Linked DNA regions of Homo sapiens: region 2 is linked to region 1. The links are chromatin contacts, found by Hi-C or POLR2A ChIA-PET in ENCODE. All regions are on one chromosome and are shown on one strand. The core of a region is the stretch at or near the end of the contact, and the rest is flanking DNA. Distances in the headings are between cores, read along the strand shown.

Region 1 (6,093 bases), core at 1,028-3,527:
ATGCAGATGTTAAAAGACACACTTAGGTACAATAAAACTTTAATGAGTTTATTTGAGCATTCAGTGATTCGTAATTCAGTCAGCACCAGACAGGAAGCAGTTTGACATTTCACCTAGGGGGCAAGAGGGGAAACTTTTATGAGGTGTAGTGGAAAGTCCTAGTTAGAGGTTAGTTGGTGGATTTTCTGATTCGTTAAGCTTAAGTTTCCTTTTAGTTTTACATTAAGTTTGGGCTAAGGTTTTCTTAAGTAAGAACCTGAGGTACTGAGGCTATCTCAGACTAATGGCCTCCCAGTTAATTTATTTAACATGGGAAAGAGAGAGCAAGAAGGAAAGAATAGGAAGGAAGGAAAGAAGGAAGGAAGGAAGTGGGGAAGGAAAGAAAGAAGGAAGGGATGGAGAGAAAACCTTTGGGTAAAATAAAGCTCAAAGGTTTTTTTTAGTCCGAAGATCCCACAAGCAAATTCTGACAAGGAAAAACATCAGAATTCATGGGCATGGGAGCGTTGCAGGAGGAAGAAGGATGAGAAGCAGGGATGCTGGGTCATCCCCTCTCACATTTAGGGGTCTCTGAAAGAGAGGCAACTGCAGACCAGGCCAGCACTGAGCCAATAACCAACTCCCTGCTGTGAGCCTTGCCAATGTGTTGCCCCTGTGGCCGCCACTCCCCACCTCACATACCCACACACTGGCAGTGGGTGCTTCCCAGCAAAAGCACAGGGGGCCCAGAAGTCAGCCATGACAACATCGCCTTGTTCTAACTAGACTCGAGGGCTGAAGCCAGTGACGTTCAAGGGATGTGGGTTTTCTGAGGTCTGGCGAGGAACCCTGGCAGTGTCTGTCTCTGTCACCGTGTTTGGAAGAAGGCTAATTGTTCATCCCAGGCCAGTGTCCAGCGAAGCTGGATCAGTTTCCTCTCCTTCCACTCCCATCTACATGCTAGGAGGGGCTGGGTGCATTGTGACCAGCCAGGGCACGGATTTGGCCCTCCCTGCAGAGCCTGCTTCTGTTCCTTCTCCCTTTCCATCTCCCAGAGTTCTCACCTACCTCCCACCCACCTCCTTGAGATCCGGTTCTCTAATAAAGCTAGTCGGATGAATAAGCCAAGGCTCACAGAGGGCTATTTTGGCAAGCATACACCTATGCTTAGGAGGATCCCCCAACAAATCACTAAAATAGTCAGACCTCAACTGGGCTAGAATGCCAGGAGGGTCCAATCAGAACTCCTAGCTCTGCTACACATAAGAAGAGTTAGATGAGTTTTCTCCAATACTCAGACGCCTCATCTGTTAAACAGGCATAGCAATGCCTTCCTCCCAGGGTTTTATGAGAACCAGGAAAGATAGTGTCATCGTGCTTTAGTTCAGTGTGTGGCACAAAAGGAGGGCACTTCAAAGCAGTAGTGGAGGCTGGGTGCGGTGGCTCAAGCCTGTAATCCCAGCACTTTGGGAGGAAGAGGTGGTCGGATCACCTGAGGTCAGGAGTTCGAAACCAGACCGGCCAATATGGCAAAACCCCATCTCTACTAAAAATACAAAAATGTATCAAGTGTGGTGGCACGTGCCTGTAATCCCAGTTACTCGGGAGGCTGAGACAGGAGAATTGCTTGAACCAGGAGGCGGAGGTTGCAGTGAGCCAAGATCACACCACTGCACTCCAGCCTGGGCAACAGAGCAAGACCCCATCTCAAAAAAAAAGAGCAGTAGTGAGCCGAACAAAGACATACAAATGTGTAGTTTAAAACTATATTTATAATAATAGAATCAGCAACACCAATGAAGTATACAGCATTACTAATATTGTCCTCAAGTAGAAATTTTAGTCACTGAGGTAGAGGAAGTAGAAAACTTATTTTAGAGCCTGTGGCACTTGGTCCCCAGCTGTGAGTAAAACCTATCCTATTTCAAACTATCATATGTCTTTGGGTCTCTAAATAGTCCCCAAAGTGAAGAACATGCAGTGTAGTGTTTCCTAAAAGAAAGGTACTACATTGTCCATATCGTTTTTTTCAAAAATCAATTTGCCTAGGCCCTCGTTGACTTGTCAATTTGTTATTTTGCCAGCAGAATATATAATTTCTTTTTATAACCTGACCTTATTTTGCAGTACTGTCCTAAGGAAATGTGAAAATACTCATCGTACAAAAGAAAGAGAAATAGCCATCCAGGGCAAGATAAGAAAGAGCAGAGGGACTCAAGTCAGGGCAAAGCAATGAGACTGAAAGAGGAGGGAGGAGAGGGTAAGGAAATGAACAAGCAAATACTCTGGAAGCCAGCCAAGTCCCAGATGCGAACTCCTGGTGAGTCTGTCAATCCACAGATTGTGCCGTTTCATTTGCATTTCTATTTCTTCTTAAGGCAATGATGTATATTTCATTTCATCTTTTATTTTGTTTATGATTTAATTATGAGAAGATAAGGAATCTAGGCACGAAGGAAGTTATTCTTTCCCCCCAAGTGCTACATCTGTTAGAGGTTGGATATAAGTGAATTAATTGCCAAAAATATCTGAGGGGGAAGCCACGTTTGCTCTTCAGTTTCATTACCAGGGATTGCCAGAGCTTCATTCCAACATCCCATCCTTGTTATTGAAAAACAAGTACTTACCAGTAAAGGGTGCCAACACTTAAACAATGAAGAGATGGTTTAATCAGACAGGATTCTTCTTCTACTCCCAAATATCATTGCTTCCACAATGTAGGAGTCTACTTATGAGTGTTCAAGTCACGCACACACACACGCATGTGCACACATCCACAAATATACTGTACTGGCTCAGTAAACATTTACTCCACTGCTGTTGAATTATTAAATATTGAATAAATACACAGGTAATTTAGTACTTTTGATGAAAAGGCAATTTATCCAACAAATATATTTTGTTAAGCTCTCTCTGGTTTAACGTAATGGTGGAATTCCCTAGGAACATAGGAATTTTTCTTGCTTTCAAGAAAATTCCAGGGGCAGCTCATCAGAAACAACCACAATAAAAGTGTGACAGGTCAAAAAGTATTAGTATGTGCACTGGTACTAACTGGATTGTGTGCTGCTTTTGTTTCCCCTTTTACAGTCAAAGAGAATTTTCCAAGAACCAGCCCCACCACCTCCCTACCTACCTTTGCCACCTTTTTCCTTTCTCAGGAAAATTCTCTCTTCCCCGGTTACTTGAACTTTTGTAACACCAACTGAGGGGAAGGGTGAGGGGAGGAGAAAGACTGAAGAGGCAGGGGACCAAGGGGAGGACGTGGGCCTAGAGTCTGAGTGAATCACATCCCGAGGTGAGTGTAGGTTGTAGAGGAAGAGATGGGGAAAAAGAGGGGATTTTCCTCTGAGATGCCACATGATGTTCATTTCACCCTGTAGTCTCACCGTGCCCCTCCATAGAGTTAAAAGCCAACCTCATGCTAGGAATTCCTAGCATTTTTAACTCAGGCTTTGACTATACTCCAGAGCTCCAGATCCACTTGGACTTTGTTTAAGAAACATCTCAAATTTACCTTGTCCAAAACAAAGCATTTGTTTAGCACCCCTTAAAAACGTGTTTCTCGGCAGGGCGCAGTGGCTCACGCCTGTAATCCCAGCACCTTGGGAGGCCGAGGCGGGTGGATCACAAGGTCAGGAAATCGAGACCATCCTGACTAACACGGTGAAACCCCGTCTCTACTAAAACTACAAAAAAATAGCTAGGGGTGGTGGTGGGCGCCTGTAGTCCCAGCTACTCAGGAAGCTGAGGCAGGAGAATGGCGTGAACCCGGGAGGCGGAGCTTGTAGTGAGCCGAGATCAAGCCACTGCACTCCAGTCTGGGCTACAGAGTGAGACTCTGTCTCAAAAAAAAACACAAAGACCTGAAGAGTCATCCTTGATTTTTCTCTCTACACTTGTAATAACTCCTTCAGTGAGTGCTGTCAGTGTACCTCCAAATACAGTCGAAATGACCCCGGGGAGTGGGGGTGGGAATTCTATATCAGGAGTATCAAAGTGTGGAACTTAGTAAAGTCCAAATCTGGTAGGCCTCACTCTAGTCTTTCTTCTTAATTTTTTTTAAATCAATACATTGTAACTGTACATAGTTATGGGATACAATTTGATATTTCCATACATCTATGTTGTATAATGATCAAATTGGCATTTAGCATATCCATTACCTTGTGAATTTATCCTTTCTTAGTGGTAAGGACATCCAAAAGTGTCTCTTCTAGCTATTTTGTAATATACAATAATTTACTCTTAACCATAGTCATCTGAATGTGCAACAGAACTTATCCCTCCTCTCTAATTGTAACTTTGTGCGAGTTAACCAACTTCTTCCTATCCTCCCTGCTCCAGTCTTTCTCACCACCCTGGTGGCACTGCTGCAGGGCCAAGGTCATTGCCTGTCTGGACCCCATGTCTAGCAGTCTTCTGAATTAAATGCCTATCCTCCCTTGCCCTTGGTCCACAACTTTATCTTCACAAATATACTATTGAGCAAAAGAGTCCAGACACAAAAGAGGACATATTATATGACTCTATTCATGTAAATTTCAAAAACAGGCAAAGCTACTACCATTGTCGGGTGGTGATGGTGATAATGGGGGGTGGGGAGCAATTGAAAGGAGTTTCAAGGAGTTCCAGTGGCTGGTCATGTTCTGTTTCTTGATCAGACAGTGAAACACAAATGTGTTCACTTCATGAAAATTCACAAGCTATACATTTATGAGTTGTGCTCATTTCTGATTGCATGTCATACTTCAATAAAAAATTTACTTAAAATTTGAAAAAAATTAAGTAATTATTTCAGGCTGAAAATGTTTGTAAACCATTAAGAACATCAAAGTGTCTGCATTTTGAAAATATGTGATTTTATTCTTGGTGCCCATGGAGATTCAAAATGTACCTCTTTTAACAACAAATGAATTTTTCTCCTATAGTACAAAATCACTCTTTTTTTTTTTTAAAAGAAGTCTCGCTCTTGTCTCCCAGGCTGGAGTGCAATGATGCCATCTCAGCTCACTGCAACCTCTGCCTCCCGGGTTCAAGCAATTCTCCTGCCTCAGTCTCTTGAGTAGCTGGGATTGCAGCTGCCTGCCACCATGCCTGGCTAATTGTTTTTTTAGTAGAGATGGGGTTTCACCACATTGGCCAGGCTGGTCTCAAACTCCTGACCTCAGATGATTCACCTGTCTCGGCCTCCCAAAGTGCTGGGATTACAGGCATGAGCCACTGCTCCCAGCCCAATGACTCGTTTTTAATTCAACTAAAATAAAACTAGGAATCAATCACTGTTGAGTAATGGGGATTTGTAAAAACATCTGAAATATGAAAAATGTTACCAAAACTTGGGTAGAGACTGGGGTAGCTGTCAGGACACTTGTGACAGAAGCCAGCACTTGGCCTAGCCTTTCAGAATTACTGTGGGACTTTCACTGAATCAGACTTCCCTTCTTTCTTAAAAGACCCATATGGGGCAACTGTATCTCACCATACATCTTCTTCTCTCTTTTTTTTTCTAGCTAAAATGGAAAGGATGGAACCCGAGATATCTTTGTCTTTGTCTTCCTTGTCTTCCTTGTTGACATTCTTTGTCTTCCTTGTTGACAGCTCCTGCAGGCATCCCCAAACTGATTTGCTGAAGGTGAGAATCTGCCCCCTGAATCACAAAGGGTGGCTGTGCTGCTCACTTAGTCTGTTTTGTGTTGCTGTAACAGGATATCTGAGACCCAGTAATTTACAAAGAAAAGGGGTTCATTTAGCTCATGGTTCTGCAGGCTGGGAAGTACAAGAAGCATAGCATTAGCATCTGCTCTGGTGAGAGCCACATGGTAGGTCCAAACATGGTAGAGAAGGTCAAAGGGGAATTATGAAAAGTCAGAGCCCAATGGCATCTTGGCTTTACCACAACCTATTCTCAAGGGAAGAAATCCATTCTCAGCAATGAACCTAGTCTGGCCAGACAAAGAATTTACTAACTAACAAAAGGGTACCAAGCCATGCATGAGGGCTCTGCCTCCATGACCAAGTACTTCCCACAGGCTTACTTCCCAACCCCGCAAGACAAGGACCAAATTTCAACATGAGTTTTGCTGGGAACAAACAAATCCTACCCAAACCATA
Region 2 (5,912 bases), core at 243-2,742, 120 kb after region 1:
TGCAATACACATGGAGAGTGCTATAATTGAGGTGTTTATGGCAAGTACGGGACCATTTGACCCAGCCATACCATTACTGGGTATATACCCAAAGGATTATAAATCATGCTGCTATAAAGACACATGCACATGTATGTTTATTGTGGCACTATTCACAATAGCAAAGACTTGGAACCAACCCAAATGTCCAACAATGATAGAATGGATTAAGAAAATTAAGAAAATGTGGCACATATACACCATGGAATACTATGCAGCCATAAAAAATGATGAGTTCATGTCCTTTGTAGGGACATGGATGAAGCTGGAAACCATCATTCTCAGCAAACTATTGCAAGGACAAAAAACCAAACACTGCATGTTCTCACTCATAGGTGGGAATTGAACAATGAGAACACATGGACACAGGAAGGGGAACTTCACAAACCGGGGACTGTTGTGGGTTGGGGGGAGGGGGGAGGGATAGCATTAGGAGATATACCTAATGCTAAATGACGAGTTAATGGGTGTAGCATACCAACATGGCACATGTATACATTGTAACAAACCTGAACGTTGTGCACATGTACCCTAAAACTTAAAGTATAAAAAAAACAAAAAACAAAAAACAGTGCTAACTAACCTGGCTCTTACCTGCACGTTTGGGATGAATGTAGTGCCCAAATAGTGCCAGATTACGGGCCCCTGGTCATTGTTCTGTTTTGTGATTCACCAGAGGCCATTTCTGACCATTTCCTTCAGGTGCTCAAAATTGTGAGCCATGCAGCTAGCTCCTTACATTAGGAAAAAAACCTGCTCATCCCATTTATTGGAAGCCCAGAGCGATATTACTTCAATTAAATTGATTCAGTATTTGTCAAAGTTCTCCCAGCTACAGAAATCGCGCCTTGAAACAATCAGAAGGAAAATTTAACCTGGCAAGACTCTACATTTTTATTAATATAATTTTTAAAGACAGTGCCTTATATAACCCAGTCATAATCCCTCTAGGATAAGATAGAGAGAGGGGAGGGAAAAAGACTACATTAGCTTGGAGTTGAAATCATTTATTGTGAAGATTCATGGAAAGCACTATAAAGTCAGATTCTGGCATTTAAGAAAATAGAAAATACTTTAGTATTTCCCTGGCACTAGGTTACATAATAGTAGGCACATGGTCACCCTGTCTTGTTTTTTTCTGTCTTTGCACCTAAAAAAAAGCTATTTCAAGATAATCTACTGCTGAAAAATCAAAAAGATAAAGTTCAGGCTTCAGAGTGTTATTAAAGCAGGCACTTTGACCTCTCAAAACTTGACCTCTTAGAGGCCAACTATTCTAGCTCTTCCCTCTGTGTTTCATCAGAAGTAATTGAAACATACCAGAAGACTGAGAATCTGTTCTATTTTTAGAGGCCTAGAAAATAAATCTCCATCATTAACTCATTTCCCTCTACACTAACCCTCTGAAACTTCTTCCGCATGTCCAAAGGCCCTCAGGCTTCCTTTGCCTTCCTCCAAACCTGATCAACACCATCCATAAAACCACTTCTTGCTATTGGAATGCTCTTGGCTGCACTTAACAGAAACCCTGATGTAAACTAACTCAGGAAACTTACCATATCTCCCCACAGCAAATCTGAGGTCATGTGGACTCTGGAGTTGTTTGATTTTGTGACTCAAGAATATCCTTGAGGATACCAAGCTCAGAACTTGTTTTAACTTGTTTTAATGTCAGGCTGGTAGCAAGATCCAGTACACATGCAGACAGGACAAAATCCAGAGAGAGAAGAGCCATCGCTTCTTCCTACGTATCCTCTTAGAAAAAAGAAAGCCTTTTTTGGAAATTCATCAGCAGACTTCCTTCCACGTTTCTTGGTCACAATTGGCTATTCTTGAACCAGGTATTGCAAAGAAGGACAAAATGTTCACATTCAACTGATCACAAGTAGCATAGACCACAAAGACCACTACATCTGTTTGTCCTTCCTTCTGCTGTTTCTATCTGGCCTCCGGCCCTGGTATAGGGTATGTACCCTATACAGTTTACTCCACTAATTGGGAAGAAAGATGAAAAAGAGAAGGAAAAGAGAACAAATAGGAGTGCAGGGATAGATCAAGACTGTAATTCGGTATACAACTTAAAAGTGGAAGAACTGAATTTATTGAACAGAATCTTTTCTATATTTTTTTAAGTAAGTGAGTTAGATCACATGTTACTAGAGTTTTCATTTAACCTTAAAAAGTTGTGATCTGACTATTGATAGGAGCATTGGCAGTGAAGTCAGACAAGCACTTGTGTCTTTAGGTCAAGTAGTTTAATTGTATTGAGCCTTGGTTTCTTTGTCTGAAAAATAGAAATAATAATCACCTTGTTGGTTGCTGTTAGCACTAGAAATATCATACGACCAGTGCTAGCATCACACCTGGTACTTTATATATAGACAATTAATTTTTTAAAAAAGTTGTTTACAATAAAAAGACAAGGAATTTGAGATGCTGGAGAAGTCACCAAGAAAGTTGACAACAGGGACCCCGGAAAGGCCAAATACTTTTGATTGATGATCATAGAGGGTAACTGCCAATATTGAATCATTCATTGTACTAAATGCTTTACTTATGTTGTCTCACCTAAACTTGTATTGCTTTCCTCGTTTTGCAGATGGGCATTCAGAAGGTCATATGACTGGTAAGTGGATGAGCCTGCTTGGAGATCTGGATTTGCCTTCTGCCGAAGCGCAGGCTCCTGACCAGCACAGGGTCATGTTTCCAGACATACGTCCCTTTATTCAAGGTTACCTGGGTTGTGCATTCTGAACAAACCAGGCTAACACAGTATCCTAGTTTTTAGACTTCTTTGACTTGTGCTTTATTTATATATAGAATCTTTTAATAAACGAGGTATTGACGGGACATATCTTAAAATAATAAGAGCTATTTATGACAAACTCACAGCCCATATCATACTGAATCAGCAAAAACTGGAAGCATTCCCTTTGAAAACTGGCACAAGACAGGGATGCCCTCTCTCACCACTCCTATTCAACAAAGTATTGGAAATTCTGGCCAGGGCAATCAGGCAAGAGAAAGAAATAAAGGGTATTCAATTAGGAAAAGAGGAAGTCAAATTGTCCCTGTTTGCAGATGACATGATTGTATGTTGAGAAAACCCCATCATCACAGCCCGAAATCTCCTTAAGCTGATAAGAAACTTCAGCAAAGTGTCAGGATACAAAATCAATGTGCAAAAATCACAAGCATTCTTATACACCAATAACAGACAAACAGAGAGCCAAATCATGAGTGAACTCCCATTCACAATTGATTCAAAGAGAATAAAATACCTAGGAATCCAACTTACAAGGGATGTGAAAGACCTCATCAAGGAGAACTACAAACCACTGTTCAAGGAAATAAAAGAGGACACAAACAAATGGGAGAACATTCCATGCTCATGGATAGAAAGAATCAATATTGTGAAAATGGCCATACTGCCCAAGGTAATTTATAGATTCAATGCCATCCCCACCAAGCTATCAATGACTCTCTTCACAGAATTGGAAAAAAACAACTTTAAAGCTCATATGGAAACAAAAAAGAGCCTGCATTGCCAAGACAATCCTAAGCAAAAAGAACAAAGTTGGAGGCATCATGCTACCTGACTTCAAACTATACTACAAGGCTACAGTAACCAAAACAGCATGGTACTGGCACCAAAACAGAGGTATAGACCAATGGAACAGAATAGAGTCATTGGAAATAATACCACACATCTACAACCATCCGATCTTTGACAAACCTGACAAAAACAAGCAATGGGGAAAGGATTTCCTATTTAATAAATGATGCTGGGAAAACTGGCTAGCCATTTGTAGAAAGCTGAAACTGGATCCCTTCCTTACACCTTATACAAAAATTAATTCAAGATGGATTAAAGACTTAAATGTTAGACCTAAAACTATAAAAACTCTATAAGAAAACCTAGGCAATACCATTCAGGCCATAGGCATGGGCAAGGGCTTCATGACTAAAACACCAAAAGCAGTGGCAACAAAAGCCAAAACTGACAAATGGATCTAATTAAACTAAAGAGCTTCTGAAACAGCAAAATAAACTACCATCAGAGTGAACAGGCAACCTACAGAATGGGAGAAGATTTTTACAATCTACCCATCTGACAAAGGGCTAATATCCAGAATCTATAAAGAATGTAAACAAATTTACAAGAAAAAGTCAAACAGCCCCATCAGAAAGTGTGCAAAGGATATGAAAAGGCACTTCTTAAAAGAAGACATTTATGCAGCCAACAGACACATGAAAAAATGCTCATCATCACTGGCCATCAGAGAAATGCAAATCAAAACCACAATGAGATACCATCTCACACCAGTTAGAATGGCGATCATTAAAAAGTCAGGAAACAACAGGTGCTGGAGAGGATGTGGAGAAATAGGAACACTTTTATACTGTTCATGGGACTGTAAACTAGTTCAACCATTGTGGACGACAGTGTGGCAATTCCTCAACGATCTAGAACTAGAAATGCCATTTGACCCAGCCATCCCATTACTGGGCATATACCCAAAAGATTATAAATCATTCTACTATAAAGACACATGCACACGTATGTTTATTGCGGCACTATTCACAATAGCAAAGACTTGGAACCAACCCAAATGTCCATCAATGATAGACTAGATTAAGAAAATGTGGCACATATATACCATGGAATACTATTATGCAGCCATAAAAAAGGATGAATTCATGTTCTTTGTAGGGACATGGATGAAGCTGGAAACCATCATTCTCAGCAAACTAACACAAGGACAGAAAACCAAACACTGCATGTTCTCACTCATAGGTGGGAATTGAACAATGAGAACACTTGGACACAGGGTTGGAAACATCACACACCAGGGCCTGTTGTGGAGGGGGAGGGGAGAGGGATAGCATTAGGAGATATACCTAATGTAAATGATGAGTTAATGGGTGCAGCACACCAACATGGCACATGTATACACATGTAACAAACCTGCACGTTGTGCACATGTACCCTAGAACTTAAAGTATAATAATAAAAAATAAAAATAAAAAAAAAACAAAAAAATAAAAATATAAATATAAAATATGCCCTTGCTTCTTCTTTGCTTTCTGCCATAATTGTGAGGCCTCCCTAGCCATGTGGAACTATGATTCCTTTAAACCTTTTTCCTTTATAAATTACCCAGTCTCAAGTATGTCTTTATGAGCAGCATAAGAACAGACTAATACAGTAAATTGTTACTGCAGAGAGTCCATCGCTGCTGTAAAGATACCTGAAAATGTGGAAGCATTTTGGAACTGGGTAACAGGCAGAGGTTGAAACAGTTTGGAGGGCTCAGGAGACAGAAAGATGTGGGAAAGTTTGGAACTTCCTAGAGACTTGTTAAATGCCTTGACCAAAATGCTGATAGTGATAGAGATATGGACAATAAGGTCCAGGCTGAAGCAGTCTCGGATGGAGATGAGGAACTTGGGAACTGGAATAAAGGTCACTCTTGCTATACAAACAGTCTGGCGCCATTTTCCCCCTGCCATAGAGATCTGTTGAACTTTGAACTTGAGAGAGATGATTTAGGTTATCTGGTGGAAGAAATTTCTAAGCAGCAAAGTGTTCAAGAGGAAGCAGAGCATAAAACTTTGGAAAATTTGCAGCCTGACAATGTGATGGAAAAGAAAACCCCATTTTCTGGTGGAGAAATTCAAGCCAACTGCAGAAATTTGCATAAAGTAACAACGAGCTGAATGTTAACCACCAAGACAATGGGGAAAATATCTCCAGGGTATGTCAGAGGCCTTCACAGGAGCCCTTCCCATCACAGGCCCAGAGGCCCAAAAGGGAAAAATGGTTGTGTGGGCTGGGACCAGCACCCACCCCCATTTGCTGTGTGCAGCCT

The links. Hi-C counts contacts between places; a loop is a spot of excess contacts on that map. ChIA-PET counts read pairs that join two places held with the same protein, here RNA polymerase II (POLR2A).
Region 2: a map of aorta shows a loop between it and region 1 (2.2-fold over the local background). The contact joins two enhancer-like sites. A Hi-C loop is called at or near these places in 2 of 168 maps with a recorded cell type or tissue (aorta and ascending aorta). POLR2A ChIA-PET finds 5 or more read pairs at or near these places in 1 of 52 experiments (activated CD4-positive, alpha-beta T cell).

The regions. Positions count from the first base shown.
Region 1 is chr12:47,390,995-47,397,087 of GRCh38, forward strand. No RefSeq gene overlaps it. Among named protein-coding and RNA genes, the nearest start is that of LINC02156, 21 kb to the right of the region's middle. Within about 2 kb of position 2,278, at least 14 of the 41 ENCODE cell types and tissues checked have a DNase peak (open chromatin) inside an H3K27ac peak, as active enhancers do.
Region 2 is chr12:47,508,144-47,514,055 of GRCh38, forward strand. No RefSeq gene overlaps it. Among named protein-coding and RNA genes, the nearest start is that of LINC02156, 96 kb to the left of the region's middle. Within about 2 kb of position 1,493, at least 3 of the 41 ENCODE cell types and tissues checked have a DNase peak (open chromatin) inside an H3K27ac peak, as active enhancers do.